Regions from separate parts of the Homo sapiens genome. Here region 2 is linked to region 1. Evidence: chromatin loops called from intact Hi-C (ENCODE). Cell type or tissue: endothelial cell of umbilical vein. All regions are shown on one strand.

Region 1 (8,000 bases):
AAATTACCCAATCTTGGGTATGTCTTTATCGGCAGCATGAAAACAGACTAACACAGAGATGTAGGCAATTTTAGAGAAAGAGTAAAGGATTTTTAGGTGGATGAATGGACCTGAAGAAAAGACAATAATCTGGGACAAAGTTCCTCTGGGCTCTGGGTGTGATGTCAATTCTAGTCTTCTTTCCTTCTAGTTAATCTTCCCGGTTTGATGAGATTATAGGGAGGAGGTCCAAGACAACTGCATTCCTTCTGGAGGAACATTGTTAGTCAGATAGGAGAATTTCAAAGGAAACCCTTCCCTGTGCTTCTGGAGGAGCAGAGGGGCAATAGACAGGAAGGCAGGAGGTCACCTTGGTGCTGAGGTTGCTTCTTTAGTTGAAAGTACTCAGCATGTCCAAGTGCCAGGCTTTGAGGTATCATTTTTCTAAGCCCCAGCACTAGTTATTTCACACATTGCCAACATGCCCAAAACATTTTGTTTTCCAAGCAATTTATTAAGACAATGACACTCCTCCTCATATTCCAGGGAATTATATTAATTATTAATGTGCACTGTATTATGTTACCATTTAGTGTAAGACACATCCTGGGTTTACTCTATGACTAGTCAGTTTGGAAGACCACCCAGCCTGGAACCCCGGGTGGTCTTGGGAAGAGCTTGGGTATTGGAAGTCAGCTCTGTATTTGGGTCCTGGCTCTCCTGCCTACCATCAGTGTGATGCCACACCATTTACTTGACTTTTTGGAACTCAATTTTCCTCTCCCTTAATAGGATTAGAAATGTATAGCATGCAGGTGAAGGACCTGGGATAATTAATTATACCAATTATATATTGGTAATATTAGTACAGCATAGAGTAGTGGTTCTAAAGTATGGTCCCCAGACCAGCAGGATCAACATCATGTATTACAAAGCAAGTTCTTGGGCTTGAACCCAGACCTACTGAATCCAAAACACTAGGGAGAGAGCTCAGCCATCTATGTTTTAGCTAAAGTTGGAAACTATTAGCAGAATGGTTAAGAGTGGAGAGCTCATTTAGAAAATTGGCTAATGCATACATTTACCTCATACAGGAGTTGTAAAGCACTCAGTGTTTGGCACTGAGTAGGCACTAGATAAATGTCAGTATTATTTACATCTGAGAAACAGAGTTTGTGTGCTGAAAACAGTATTTGAGTCAAATGTTCCTCTTAGGTAGGCAAAATATAATCGCTGCTAGGCACATGAATTTTGGACTGAGACAATGTGCGTTCAAATCTCATTTCTGCCAACATAGAAGCGATTGGTTTTGGGAAAGTGTCAAGGTCTCAATGTTCTTATCTGTAAAATGGAAATAGTAATAGTATCAACTTCAAGTAATTATAATGGCACTATAACATGAGTAGTAAGGTGTTGACAAAGATTTTCTCCTTGACCAATCTCTAGTCAGGTTATACTGATGCCTTTGCTAGACCGGACCTGACCGTAGGCTTCTGTCTCTAGCCTTGTAGAATCCGGTTTTAGCAAGAATCTTGAAAAGTTAGTTTAGAGAGAACCTCTCCCCTTGGTAATGGATGACACACACTATCTGATCAAATTCCTCATTGTCCACCATCTGCCAGCTGACGTCTGACCACTTTGGCCTGCTATCAGCAAGAATCTTGTTAGGTCAGATTAGCCAGAATCATTTTAGGCAGAATCCCCTCTTCCCATGATATTTCTTCTTAGCAATTTTCCATTCAGTGTCCCACCTCACTATAAATCTTCACTTTTCCTTATATTCAATGTTGAGCCCAATCTCTCTCCCCTACTACAAAACTGTATTGCAGCAGTATCTACTTTTATCACAATAGCCCTGAATAAAGTCTACCTAGCCATTTTAACAAATGTCAGAAAAATTGTTTCTTTACCAGCATGTTGGATGAAAATGTTAGTTGTTAAGAATTACTCTTCAAACAGAAGTAGTCTAATTGAATGACAAATGCTCACCCAATGATTTTATGTCTTAAGATTGTCATGGAGAATTATCTTATTATAAATTCCTGCTTACTCTTGAAGCTTCAATATAATTTCACCACTTTTTTTTAAGCTTCAGGATCAAAAAATATCCCACGATTTTCAATGAAATTAATCTGTGTGCTTAATTTGATGCTCCATTTAAAAAACAATACAGTGTCTCTGATAGTACCTCAGAAATAAATACCGTATGGCCTGGCATGGTGGTGTGTGCCTGTAGTTCCAGTTACTTGGGAGCTCCCGAGGCCAGGAGTTTGAGGCCAGCCTGGGCAGCATAGTGAAATCACATCTCAAGAAATTTTTTAAAGTTGTAAAAAAAAGAAATAAGTACTATAACTAGCAGCTGCCATCCTATATGAGAGGGTTACTCTATGTGTACATCTCCAGATGAAGGGTGACTCAGAGTAACACCACATTTAGTGCGATGCCATACCCAGTTTCACACTCTCAGATGAGGCTTTGTTATTCTTGAAGACTGAGGTCCCGTAGGTAGCCTGGAAAACAGTTCACAAAAGGCTCTCTGAATAGTGAATGCACATGCTTAACAAATCTGTTTTTGCTAGTCTCCATTACCTTCCTTCAGCAGGTGTAAAGCTTTAGTTCTGATATTCCTCTCCATTGTAGATGCCTGGCTCTAAGCCTTCTTTGTTTCTACCCAGATGCCAGCTTCTAGTTAACTATTCTTTTTTTTTTTTTTTTAAGCTACCAACCATCTGGAGGAAATCTGATTGGGGCTAGGGTCATTTTTGTACCTTTTAAAATGCGGTGTAGGTAAAAGGATTTGTCAAACCCATGAATGACCCTTCTCAGATCTCAGAGGCACTTCAGATTGGCAAGGGACTCCTTCATGAAGAAGCTGACTCAAGCAGAGGTAGCAACAGAGGCAAAGAGGAGCATGCTGAAGCTACAAGATGGGTTGAGAAATATAGATCTGCCCAATTATAATTCAAACAAAAACAAGTGAGAAACTGTAGTCGGTTGAGGCACTCTTGGCCGAGCATCTGGGCTTGGCATGCATGCATGCATAATTAGGCTTCAGGCAGCTGCAGGCTTCCACAGTGCAACAGGGCAGGCAGGATATCATAATACACAGTAGGTTGCATATCAATGAAACTCTTTTTAAATTCACATGAAGCCTAAGATAAAAAGACATCAGCAAAAATTAAACAGCATTCAAAACGGCAGTGAATTGTGATACAGGCCACCAGGAAAACGATGAAACCCGACCTGGTTTCCCCCCATTGTTCTGTTTCCTTCACACAAATAGATTAGAGCAACAGTGCTGACTTTGTTTTAAAATACACACACTCATTAGATCAAAGTGATCAATGCACATTTAAGCAACTTTCAAGGCATCACAGGAAGAGTGAAATGGTCTGCTTTATTTTGAAAGACAACAGAGAAAATCACACACATGCATCGGGGCATTGTGATATGCAGATGGTTGGCTTTCAGAAGAATTAAATATTCATGGAAGATAAAAATCTCTCTCATTATATTTTTAATGTATATGAGGCTTTGGGCTCAATGCCCTCTGTGTTCACATAACAGACAGACCCTGTTCTCCAAACACATGGATCTGCACACAAGGACGGCTCAGATCACATCCCGAGATGTCACCCTGGCCCGGGCCGGTCAGGCCCTTCCACCGCAGGGCTGCCCCATGGCAGCCAGTGACACCGCTGAGACAACTTTGCCGTGGCCTTACTTTCATTTCCTTGGTTGTTCAGTTTATGGCAAAAGACCCTCAGCTGTGTTTTGTTTACTAATTCCCCTAAGCCTGCCTTAAATCCAGACTGCCAGGGCCACAGGAAATCTTTCAGACCCCTGACAGGTACGGGTAAGTCTCTGAGGTACCTGGGCGTTTGCATTTGCTTCTATTACTAACCCACGTGCAGCATTATAACCTTCCTGCTTTTTCTTGTTTATTCCATGTCTTTGTTTGACAGAGATTCAAAGGGGTTTCTCAGAGGCTTTTAATCTGATTAACTACACATGGGTGACCACTGTAAGGGTTGGGATGCTACAGGACAGGCAGCACTGTCGGGTAGGGTCAGATTTGTCATCCCTCCTGCCCTCGCTTTCCCCAACACACTCCCAGTTTTCCCCTCCCCCACCCCGTGTGCCAGCTCACTCAGAAAATAGGATTCCAGATATGCTTTTATTGAGGAAGAATAATTAAAAAAAAAGATGTGTTTCTTCTTCATAGGGTGCTGAAATAATGAATTTATTAACCTTAGATCAGTGAAATGAATGAAAACTAAACCTGCTTAAAGGAAAGCATTAAGGTGAGAAAAATAAATATTCCTCTACATTTCAATTTGATTCTGAATTTAGTTCATTTTACTCCAGTTAGAAAATTGGCTCCACCTATGGCATTCACTGGAGTAGTCATCATCTTCTACACCGTGTCATTTTCCGTGCTTCTTTGTACATACATTCTTTCCTATGCTTTAAGACTGTATCGTCTATAGAAGATGAGTAATTATGATGAAGACTGAATCGTCACAGCATTTTGTTGTTGGCGTTCAGGTAATTGTAGCTGCGCGTGAGGTAGTTATTTGACCAGGTCTAATGTGTTGAATTGGTCTCTTGCTTTTTTTTTTTTGGTCACTGCTGTTGCCCTCCAATAAATTCCATCTTATCTTCAACTTAGATTTAAATACATGTGTTTTCTAGGTGTTGTTTCTATGCTCATATTTTAAACACAAGCATAAATGTACTTACATTACTGGATTCCAAAATGTAAATAGGTAGGACACTCAGGAATCAGATCTAACTTCCTTTTATCCCCCTGTCTGTGAACTGTGCTTTCAGTAAAAAGTAATGTTTCCATGTTGGGAATTCCCATTATTTCTTTTAAATATCCTCTAAAGCCCTGGTTTAAATAGGAATCAAAGTTCTTATTCCAGTGAGTGGAACAATGCAGTAATATAGATGTAGGGATCAAAGACATCACTGAACCATCAGCCTCCTGCCTCCAGTGTAGCCAGCCATCCTCAGCCATCCCCAGAAGCTGCATCCTCAGGGGCAGCACCCGGGGCTGAACAGTGAGCTGGCCAGGCTGGAGGGAATCTCCTCAGGGGAAATGTGTGAATAGACCCTGATTTGGAGGCAATATCCTCCCCCGCACCCTTTATTGAGGTATGATTAACACATAAAAATTGTATATATTTTTTACAACATGATATTTTGATATATACTGTGAAATTATTACCACAATCAAGCTAACATCCATCACCTCACGTGGTTACCTCTGTTTCCCTGGTGAGAACACTTAAGATCTACTCTCTTAGCAAATTTCAAGTACACAATACATTATTACTAATTATGGTCACCAAGCTGGACATTAAACCTGAACTTATTTATTTGAGAACTTAAAGTTTGGCTGAGTGTGGTGGCTCATGCCTGTAATCCCGGCACTTTGGGAGGCTGAGGTGGGAGGGTCACTTGAGACCAGGAGTTTGAGACCAGCGTGGGTAACAATGACATCCCATCCTTACAAAAATTAAAAAAACTATCCAGGTATGGTGGTGTGCACCAGTAGTCTCAGCTACTCAGGAGGCTGAGGTAGGAAGATCTCTTGACCCCAGGAGTTCAAGGCTGAAGTGAACTATGATTACCCCACTGCACTCCAGCCTGGGTGACACAGCAAGACCTTGGCTCTTTAAAAAAAAAAAAAAAGAAAGTTTGTACCCTTTGAATAATATTTCCCCTTTTTTTTCCATGACTCAGCCCCTGGTCATCACCATTTTACTCTCTGTTTCTATGTATTTGACTTTTTTTTAAAGATTCCACATGTACATGAGACTATGCAGTATTTATGTTTATTTATCTGGCTTATTTCATTTAGCGTAATGTCCTCTAACTTCATCCATGTTATTGCAAATGGCAAGATTTCGATTTCTTTCTCCTTTTTTTTTTTTAAGATAGGATCTCACATTGTCACTCAGGTTGGAGGGCAGTGGTGGGATCACAGGTCACTGCATCCTTGACCTCCTGGGCTGAAGTAGTCCTCCCGCCTCAGCCTCCGTGGTAGCTGGGACTACAGGCACATGCCACTGCACGCAGGTAATTTTCTTGCTTTTTTTTTTTTTTTTGTAGAGACAGGGTTTTGCTATGTTGTCCAGGCTGGTCTTGAGTTCTCAGGCTCAAGGGATCTGACTACCTTGGCCTCCCAAAGTGCTGGAATTATAGTCATGAGCCACCATGTCCGGCCAGATAGCCTTCATTTTTAAGGCTCAATAATAATATTCAATTGTGTGTATTCGTCCATTCTCACACTGATATAAAGAATACTACCTGAGACTAGGAATTATAAAGGAAAGAGGTTTAATTGACTCACAGTTCCACTGGCTTAATGGGAAGCATGACTAGGAGGCCTCAGAAAACTTATAATCATGGCAGAAATTGAAGGGGAAACAGGCAACTTCTTCACAAGGCTGCAGGAGGGAGTGTGTGCAAGTGTGAAGGAGGAACTGTCAAACACTTATAAAACCATCAGCTCTCATGAGAACTCACTCACTATCATGAGAACGGCATGGGGAAAACCACCCCCACGATCCAGTCACCTTCCACCAGGTCCCTCCTTTGAGGTGGAGATTACGGGGATTACAATTCGAGATGAGATTTGGGTGGGGACACACAGTCAAACCTTATCAGTGTGTTGTAGGACACTTAGATTATTTCCTTATTTTGGTTATTATGAATATTGCTGCAAGGGGGAATGTGGGAGTAGAGCTATCTTTTTGAGATAGTGATTTTATTTCCTTTGGATATATACCCAGAAGAGGGATTGCTAGATCGTATGGTAGTTCTATTTTTAATTTTTTGAGGAAACTCCATACTATTTTCATAGGGCTGTACCAATTTATAGTCTCACCAACAGTAGATAAGTGTTCCCTTTTCTTCACATCTTTCCCAACCCTCATTATCTTTGACTTTTTGATAATAGCCAACCTAACAGGTGTGAGGCAATATCTCACTGTGGTTTTGATTTGCATTTCCTTGATGATTAGTGATGTTGGGCATCTCTTCATGTACCTGTTGGTCATTTGTATATCTTCTTTGGAAAATTTTCTATGCAGCCCTTTTACCCATTTTTCACTTGGGTTATTTTGTTGGTTTGTTTGTTCATTTGTATGGTATTGAGTTGTAAGAGTTTCTTATATATTTTTGATATTAACCTTTCATTGGACATACAGTGTTCACATATTTTCTCACATTCCATAGGATGCCTTTTCATTTTGTTGATTGTTCCTTTTGCTGCGCAGAAATTTTTAATTTGATATAGTTATACGTGTTTGTTTTTGCTTTTGTTGCCTGTGCTTTGAGTGATAAGTAAAAAAAAATTGCCAAGAAAAATTTCAAGGAACAAAAGTTTTCTTCTATTTTTATAGTTTTCTATATGTTTTCTTCTAGTTTTGTAGTTTCAGATCTTGTGTATAGGTCTTCAATTCATTTTGAGTTAACCTCTGTGTATGGTATAAAGTAAGATTCCAATTTTATTCTTTTGCATATGCATATCCAGTTTTCCCAATGCCATTTATTGAAGAGATCATCCTTTCCCTATTGTATATTCTTGATGCCTTTATCAAAAATTAGTTGACTGTAGTATACATGTGGGCTTTTTTCTGGGCTCTCTATTCTGTTCCATTGGTCTACTTGTCTGTTTTTAATGCCAGTACCATACTGTTTTGATTATTATTGCTTTGTAATATAATTTGATATCAGAAAATGTGATGCTACTACCTTAGTTCTTCTAATTCAAGATGGCTTTGTTTATTCAGGGTCTTTAGTGATTTCACACATATTTTAGGATTTCTTTTCTATTTCTGTGAAAAACACCATGGGAATTTTGACAGAGGTTACATTGAATCTGTAAAGCATTTTAGGTAGCATGGACATTTTAGTAATATTAATTATCCCAATCAGTGAGCACAGGGTATCTTTCCATTTATTTTTATCTTCTTCAAATTCTTTTGTTAATGCTTTATGATTTTAGT
Region 2 (8,000 bases), 99 kb before region 1:
GACTCCAACCCTGCTCTGCCACATGTTACATTTACTTCCCACTTTTCGGTGTGGTCATTAATATCCGTTGAGTCACTTAGAGAGTTTCTTGAAATTATATTCCATTCTTCTCTTTGACTAAATTTTCACATAATTTGTTTTGTATGCTTATTAGCTGAGCATAAAATTCACACTTATTTGTAGTCCCCCCAATTTGTCAATTAAATGCTTTCCTTTGTCCAATTTGTACCCAATAAAAATATAGAAATGCCCATGGAGTAGCTGCCTTTGAAATTATCCTACTAATAGCTTTCTTAGTAACCTTTTAAAACCAAATCCCTTTCATCTTCTGAAACCTGGCCTACTTAAATTTTAAATGTGTCTTGTCCTATAGCCTTTGGCAAAAAAATAAGTCTGATCCAGACAAACATGTCCAGAATATGTGGTATTATATTAGGAATAATGCATTTATTAAAATAGAGATGGGGATTTTAAATGAAATATGTACTTGCCCAGTAACATAAATTTTCATAATTCATAAGACAAGAGTCTCTAGAAGGTTTTGGGATGAGAAAGTAACTTTTGACTTTCAAGAAAGGATAGCAGTGGGGAAGGGTAGCCAGCGACGAAGTGATGACGAAGTCCAACTATGAAGATCAAATTTCTTACGGTTGCTTCTTTCCTGCTGGAAATCCTGGTAAATCTCAGAGAAGCCACATGGAAGCAGCCATTGGATAGAACTTTTACCAAAAAAAGCTTCTTGACTTACAATTTCAAGTGCCAGTGCTAATTTGTATGGTTGCTCTAAAGGAATCTTACTTGGAATGCTTCTTTAGGAAGCGACTGTATTGTCCCTGATAAGAAGACATCTGTTTGTTAAATTAATTTCTCTTTAATGATCTGGAGAAGTGGTGACCCTAGGATGGGCTAACTGACCAAATTGTTTATTTAAGGGAGACAGAGATTTAGACGAGCTCATCAGTTCGATTCTACAATCATCTGGATTCTACAACCTGAAAATAGAATTTTTGTTCTGTTTTATAATTTATAATACAATGTTACAAATTCCACATTTAACATAAAAATAAGAACAGTGGTTGAGTTAATTCTGCTTTTCTTTTTCTTTTTTGTTTTCTTTTTTTTCTTTGAGACTGAGTCTTACTCTATTGCCCAGGCTGGAGTGCAGTGGCCCGATCTCATCTCACTGCAATAATACTGCATTTTTTGTGGATGTCAGAGGCTCTAGGGTAAGATATTAGTGTGGCCAATAAAGACCTCTCCTGCCTCAACTTCTGTTTCTTATTTCTTTGTTTTTCAGGCCTTTGGACAATCTCTTCTTGCATTGGGAATACTTCTCTCCTTGTCCATCTGGTAAACCATCACTCATCTATAAAGTCCTGTTTATTCTTCACCTCCATAGTGGAATGGTTCCTGGCCAGGTCTCTCTCTGTGGAAGTTGGCTGCCATCCCTAACTACCGTGCTCAGAGTCAGGAAATCAGTAGGGGTTAAATAAGGGTTTGTTGGGTTAAAAAATGTTTACTGTGTAACTATTAGGTAAAGGGTAGTGAGGGAACCATATAAAATATAAGGCAAGATTTCAGTTCATTTCAAGCTCATATCTAGTTATAGTGACAAGACAGAAGCATCTAAAAATGCAAGTGAACAATGCCAGGCAACGAACAATGAAAGGCAAGAGGGATGACTCCAGGGCCACAAATACTAATGTGATAGAGATCAGCATTCCTTCTAGACTGGCACAACAAGCAAATCCTTGAAGCAGTTTCCCTGGAGAGAAGTCATCTGTCTCCTTCTTTTGAGCTTTAAAATTATATATCTTTCATGACACTCATCATATTCTACATTGTCATATAGATATTTGTGTCATGTGACATCTTTTCTTCTTTGATAAAGTAAATTTTTTTCATTTCGAAAATGTCATACAGTGCAGGGCTTATCATTATGTTAAGGATATAGTAGGTGCTTAAAGAAGCTCTGTTGCATGAATACAAATCTTGCTCTGGACAGTGAGTGCCACATGAATTCAAGGCAGAAAAGTCCATGACCTGCTCTTTTGATCATAGAATGCTCGGAAAAAGAGAAGCAATTAGGTTGTATTTTGAAGTGAAGAGTAGATTTACATAAATAGATTCAGGGAGGGCATTCCATAAAGGGAAAATGGTATGAGCAAATATTTGAAAGGAGGGTAGCAAAGATGGGGGAAAGTGGGTAGAAAGAAAGAAAACTCACGAAAGAGAAGAGCAAGGATTTCCTTTGGACAATGCAGTGGTTAAAAATACAAGCACAACGGCAAAGCAATAAAATAACATGATTATAGTTATTTTCTGGGCACCATTGTTTTAGAGAGGAACCATCTCACTCTTAAATAACACTAACTTCCTGATCATAAGGCATTTGCTGACATGGATTCTGAGCACGAGGTCATTTCCCAACAACTCTCTTTTGTCTGTTTGGTTATGAAGAATGCTTTGGTGGGGGCAGGAAGTTTGAGTGGCCCTATGAATGTGTGAGGTTCATTTTTGGAAAACTGAACAGTATTCTTAGAAATCTGACATATGGCACATGAAGGCAAGCTTGGAAGCTGGGCAGAAAAATTGTCCCCATCCTGGCATTTTATCTTGCCATGTGCAACCTATGGGAAAGGTGGAGCTTGATGACATAGAATCAATATGCCTTTTCCATGTTTATGGGGATTGCATCCCGTTTTCTGACTTCCCAAGTAAGCTTAGTTCGTGCTGATAACATAATGGCAGCCATTTTTGCCCACCATCACCACTGAGGTGTGGTAGATTAAGAAGGGTATAATGGAATAGAAAGTGAAGGAGGCAGAGAAGAGAACAGGGGTGTGGAAGGGAAAGAAGAAATAGATAAATAAATGTGGAAAAGGTCTGGTGTAAAGAATTAAAGGGTCCTGGAGAGTTCTCGAGCTAATCTGGCAGCAGTAATGGCCTGGCTTCTGAGGTTAATTGAAAGTTGATGGAGTTGCTGAACTAGAAAATTTCCAGAATTATGAATGTTTTTTCTTGTTTGTGTAGATCCAGGACAGCATGGAATTTATATCTTTTTTCTGTGTAAAATAATTGCCATATCAGCAAAAAGACTCATTTATTAAAATCTTGCTATGGTGAATTGTTTGACAAACTGTTGGTTTCTGCTCTGGTGTTTTCTATAAAGAACAAAAGTGACTCAGTGCTCCACATTCTTTGATTATCTTAACATAAGCCTAGTGCGACATGGTCGAGTTCAACACCATGACTGTATTAGACACGGGCAGGCAAATTCACTGGCCATAAAATAGTAGTGGGGGTTTCTCTGTAGGTAAAAACAGTGGTAATTGTATCCATCACAGAGGGCAGAAAGTGATTGTACACAGGGGTCAGGAGAGCAATCTGCCAGCCCAAACCTCATGGCAGCACTGGACGGTGCGTTCATTTTAAGCCTGCTTCCCCTCCTTTGAAGCCGGAAGTTATTGGCTACTGCCGGAGGCCTGTTATGACCATGTGAGGATCAAAAGCCCGACTAGGGGTGGGAAATCCTTTGTTCCTGGCTCTCTCATAATAGTTTTTTCCTTTTCTTTGACTGAGAGAAGCAAGTCAAATAGGATTATCCTAATGGAACAGAAGTGTTTTATATAAAAAGTTCAAAAAAGAAATCCAAACAAATGCCAATGTCTTTCATTTACTGAATACTGTTTTATTACAGAGCCAAAATGGAAAATATGTTGGTGGCCAGAGGGCCATTTTCTGAGGCTCTAAAGAAACTATCCTTTCTCAAATTATGACTGATTAACAAGCAAATGTAATGGTCTTTTTAACCACAGTAAATAAGTAAAACAAATGTTTTTTCCCAAACTCAAAGTCTTTAAAAATACAGACTTCCAAGACTGGCCTCTTCTCAAATTACTTTACTACAACTCCAACTTGTTTCAATTGTTGAAAAACTGAAAACCATATGCCCTAAAATGAAAATATACACTTAAGTGATACCTTCAGGGTATAATAAAGTACAATATAGGTGCAAAAAGCACAATGCAGTGGTTAAAAATATACAAGCACAACGGCAAAGTAATAAAATAACATGATTATAGTTATTTTCTGGGCACCATTGTTTTAGAGAGGAACCATCTCCCACTTAAATAACACTAACTTCCTGATCATAAGGCATTTGCTGACATGGATTCTGAGCACGAGATCATTTCCCAACAACTCTCTTTTGTCTGCTTGGTTATGAAGAATGCTTTGGTGGGGACAGGAAGTTCCAATGAATGTGTGAGGTTCATTTTTGGAAAAACGAGCAGTTATTCTTAGAAATCTGACATCTGACACATGAGGGCAAGCTTGGAAGCTGGGCAGAACAAATGTCGCCATCCTGGCATTTTATCTTGCTATGTACAACCTATCTTGGCTGTGTCAAAACAAAGGACAGACCCAGGAGTGTTGTGGGTATAGGTAGGCTTTCTTCAGCAAGGGGCTCGGCAACGTGCTTTGGTGAAAATCCTGGAGGTGTGGGTAGGCTTTCTTCAGCAAGGGGCTCGGCAATGTGCTTTGGTGAAAATCCTGGAGAGAGTTTGGCTATCTCTTGAGCTGCCTCCAGAGAGCAGGTTTATAAAGAAGGTACTATTTATTTATTTATGTGAGATGGAGTCTGGCTGTGTCGCCCAGGCTGGAGTGCAGTGGTATGATCTCAGCTCACTGCAACCTCTGCCCCTTGGGTTCAAGTGATTCTCTTGCCTCAGCCTCCCGAGTAGCTGGGATCACAGGCACACACCACCATGCCCGGCTGGCTAATTTTTTTGTATTTTAGTAGAGATGGGGTTTTGCCGTGTTGACCAGGCTGGTCTCAACCTCCTGATCTCAGGTGATCTACCTCCCAAAGTGCTGGGATTACAGGTGTGAGCCACCATGCCTGGCCTAATTTACTCTTGCCATTAAAATTTATTGGCTGGGTGTGGTGGTGGCTCATGCCTGTAATCCCAGCACTTCGGGAGGCTGAGGTGGGCAGATCACGAGGTCAGGAGATCGAAACCATCCTGGCTAACACGGTGAAACCGCGTCTCTGCTAAAAATACAAAAAATTAGCTGGGTGCGGTGGCAGGCACCTGTAGTCCCCACTACTCGGGAGGCTGAGGCAGGAGAATGGCTTGAACCGGGGAGGTGGAGCTTGCAGTGAGCCAAGATAGCGCCACTGCACTCCAGCCTGGGCGACAGAGAGAGATTCTGTCTCAAAAAAAAAAAAAAGAAAATTTATCTGGGTAGCTGGCTGCCAGTTTCTGTTTTTTCAGCAATTTAGGTAGAAAGTGAGGAATGGGTGGATTGCTAGATGGATATATGGAGTAAGATAAATCCTACCATTTTTTTTCCCAACCTCCATGCCATTTTAGTATTGGTAACACCAGGGTAAAATGATGAGCTACAACAGCCTGGAAATGGGAAAGGTATGCAGGCATTTGGGCATGGACAGTGGTGCCCTGCTTTGGCCTTGATGCTGTGGTTTATGGATTAATTTTGTAATTAACGTATAATACATAATGTATAGGCTATTTAGTATATTGTGAAAACGAGTGGTAGGGAGAGAACACGAAAGTGTGCCAGGTCATGAGGGAGATTTTTGTGTGTGTTTGAAGTGGCCTCCCTTGAGGCAGGTGGTGAAGCAAGACCAGAACAAATGGGAGGGTGGAGAGGCAGGGTGAGCTAAGGTTTCCCTGTAGAGAAGGCAGCTCAGTCTAGAAGAGAAATCTTAAGGCAGAGGATGAACTCAAGGGCCTATAGGACCCAATGCTAATGGGGGTAAGTGCCAGAGGCCTGGAGGTAAACTGGATGTGAATTGCAGAATACATGAAGGCCAAAGTGAGCAGCCCTGCTACTTGCAGCTCTGGACTCATGCTACAACACCAGAAAGCAGGCTAATGCTGCCAAAGAGAAGCTGGGAATACCGATTTTTTTATATGAATCTGCAGGTTTAAAAAAAATGGCAATTGGTTAGATTTTTTCTTAAACATTGCAAAAGCTGATTCAAGCTGTAGTGTTAAGTTTTGCTTTTGATTGCCAGTAAGACCTCTGTTTTGGTGTCTTAGTCCCAAAATGCTCACAGTCAGGTGATACGGGAGCAAGGCAGGAACACATCCCAGGTAGAAGTATCAGAAGGGGAAAAGACACAGGGGTAGAAAATAGCCTTGGGTAGGACTGGGGCACAAAGCCAGGATGTGAGCCAGTGATGATGGAGACAGCCAAAGGAGGGGAGCTAGATTGAAGGAGGATGGGCCCAAGTTACAGTAATCATGGGATCAAGATTTACAAGGGGGTGGGCGCGGTGGCTGACGCTTGTAATCCCAGCACCTTGGGAGGCCGAGACGGGTGGATCACCTGAGGTCAGGAGTTCGAGACCAGTCTGGCCTACATAGTGAAACCCCGTCTCTACTAAAAATACAAAAAATTAACCAGGTGTGGTGGTGTGAACCTGTAATCCCAGCTACTTGGGAGGCTGAGGCAGGAGAATCATTTGAATCCAGGAGGTGGAGGTTGCAGTGAGCTGACCACCATTGCACTCCAACCTAGGCAACAGAGTGACACTCCATCTCCAAAAATAAACATTTACAAGGGCTTGGGATTTATCTTGTAACCATCATTGCATATATTGGGTGTCGTTAGTTAAATTGTGTTCCCCCAAAATATACACCCAAATTCTAATCCCTGGTACTTGTCAATGTGACCTTACTTGGAAACAGGGTCTTTGCAGATGTAATTAAATTAAAGATCTCAAGACATAATTTTGGATTAACTGGGTGGATTAATTGGATCCTAAATCCAATGACTAGTGTTTTTATAAGGCAGATTTGAGACATATAGACCCTGAGGAGAAACACAGTGGAGAAGGCCATGTGAAGATGTAGGCAGAGTGAAGGGATGTGCCTACAAGCCACGGACACCAAGGATTGCCACAGCTAGCAGCAGCTAGGAGAGAGGGGTGCAACGGACTCTCCTTCAGAGACTCCAGAAGGAGCCAACCCTGACCACACTTTGATTTGGGACTTCTGGCCTCCAGAAAGCTGAGAGAGTTAACTTGTGTTGCTTCAAGCCATGAAGTTTGTGGTAATTTGTTACAGGAGCCCTTGGAAATTAATACACTGGGCTTCTATGTAAGTTTCATTAGGAAATCGCAGGGGTAGATGAAGGAGAACTCCTGCAAGGTTGAAGAGTGGTGAATGGCCTGGTCAGATTTGAGTGAGGGGAGGATCCTTCTGGCAGCCACTCAGGAGGGAAGAAGGCACAGCCCAGAAGAGCCTCTTAGAATCCCTTCGGGCTCCACACGAGACATGATGAGGACCCTGACCTGTGGGACTAAAGATGGAGCTGAAGGGACAACTTCGAGGAGCACTACATTTAGGAGGAAGAATTGGCAGGATTTGGTGATTGCTATGGGATGGGTGGCACTGAAGGTGGGAGATGAGATGAGGGCAGGGATTGGTTATTTTGAGGTCACTATGATGATGGCAGTGGCGGTTGCACTTGCTGAAATAGAGACTCCAGGAGAAGTAGTAGGCTCAGTGCAAATATGGCGAGGTCTGTTGTGGGCGAGTTCAGCTTGAAGTGACTGCTGATCATACAGGTGAGGATGACCAGCAAGCTGTTTGTTTCTTTCTATCTTACATGGACGATTTGGAGAACTCTAAGAGGGACAGCTGTAAGGTGAAATCGTGAGACGGTTGAGATAGCCCAGGAGTGTGCATCTGTTGAGAAGGAACACGTGCTGCTTTTTCTTTTTGTTTTTTCTTTTAATTATGTAGAAAACATGTTTACATCTTAGAAGAAAAAGAGTGACTCAGTGTTGTAGTCAACATTTATTTTTGCCTTCTCAGCATCCCTTCCCTTCTGGATGCAGTACCCTGATTTTTTTTAGAGGATTACCTGTTTCATTCTCAGTAACCCCCTTCCCAGCTCCAGGAGCCCCCAGCTGACCTAGGCCTGGCAATCAGAGCACTATGTCTCTGGCTACAGTGACCAGG

The links. A loop is a pair of places that touch in the nucleus more often than their neighbours do. Peaks named below come from ENCODE experiments on the same cell type or tissue, not always from the same donor. Only the 100,000 strongest peaks of a DNase experiment are listed, where the experiment ranks them.
Region 2: it touches region 1 in a loop (4-fold over the local background); 2 of 110 quality-filtered maps call a loop at or near these places.

What each region holds. Positions count from the first base shown.
Region 1 is chr5:124,434,224-124,442,223 of GRCh38, reverse strand. It overlaps LINC01170 (long intergenic non-protein coding RNA 1170), which reads left to right and starts at 3,704. Exons shown (of 6, transcript NR_125774.1): 1 at 3,704-3,829; 2 at 4,348-4,527; 3 at 5,929-6,066. In endothelial cell of umbilical vein, no CTCF peak of the experiment used is centred here; a DNase peak (open chromatin) is centred at 3,183.
Region 2 is chr5:124,532,810-124,540,809 of GRCh38, reverse strand. No RefSeq gene overlaps it. Among named protein-coding and RNA genes, the nearest start is that of LINC01170, 98 kb to the right of the region's middle. In endothelial cell of umbilical vein, no CTCF peak of the experiment used is centred here; DNase peaks (open chromatin) are centred at 2,439, 3,479 and 4,239; H3K27ac peaks cover 2,195 bases.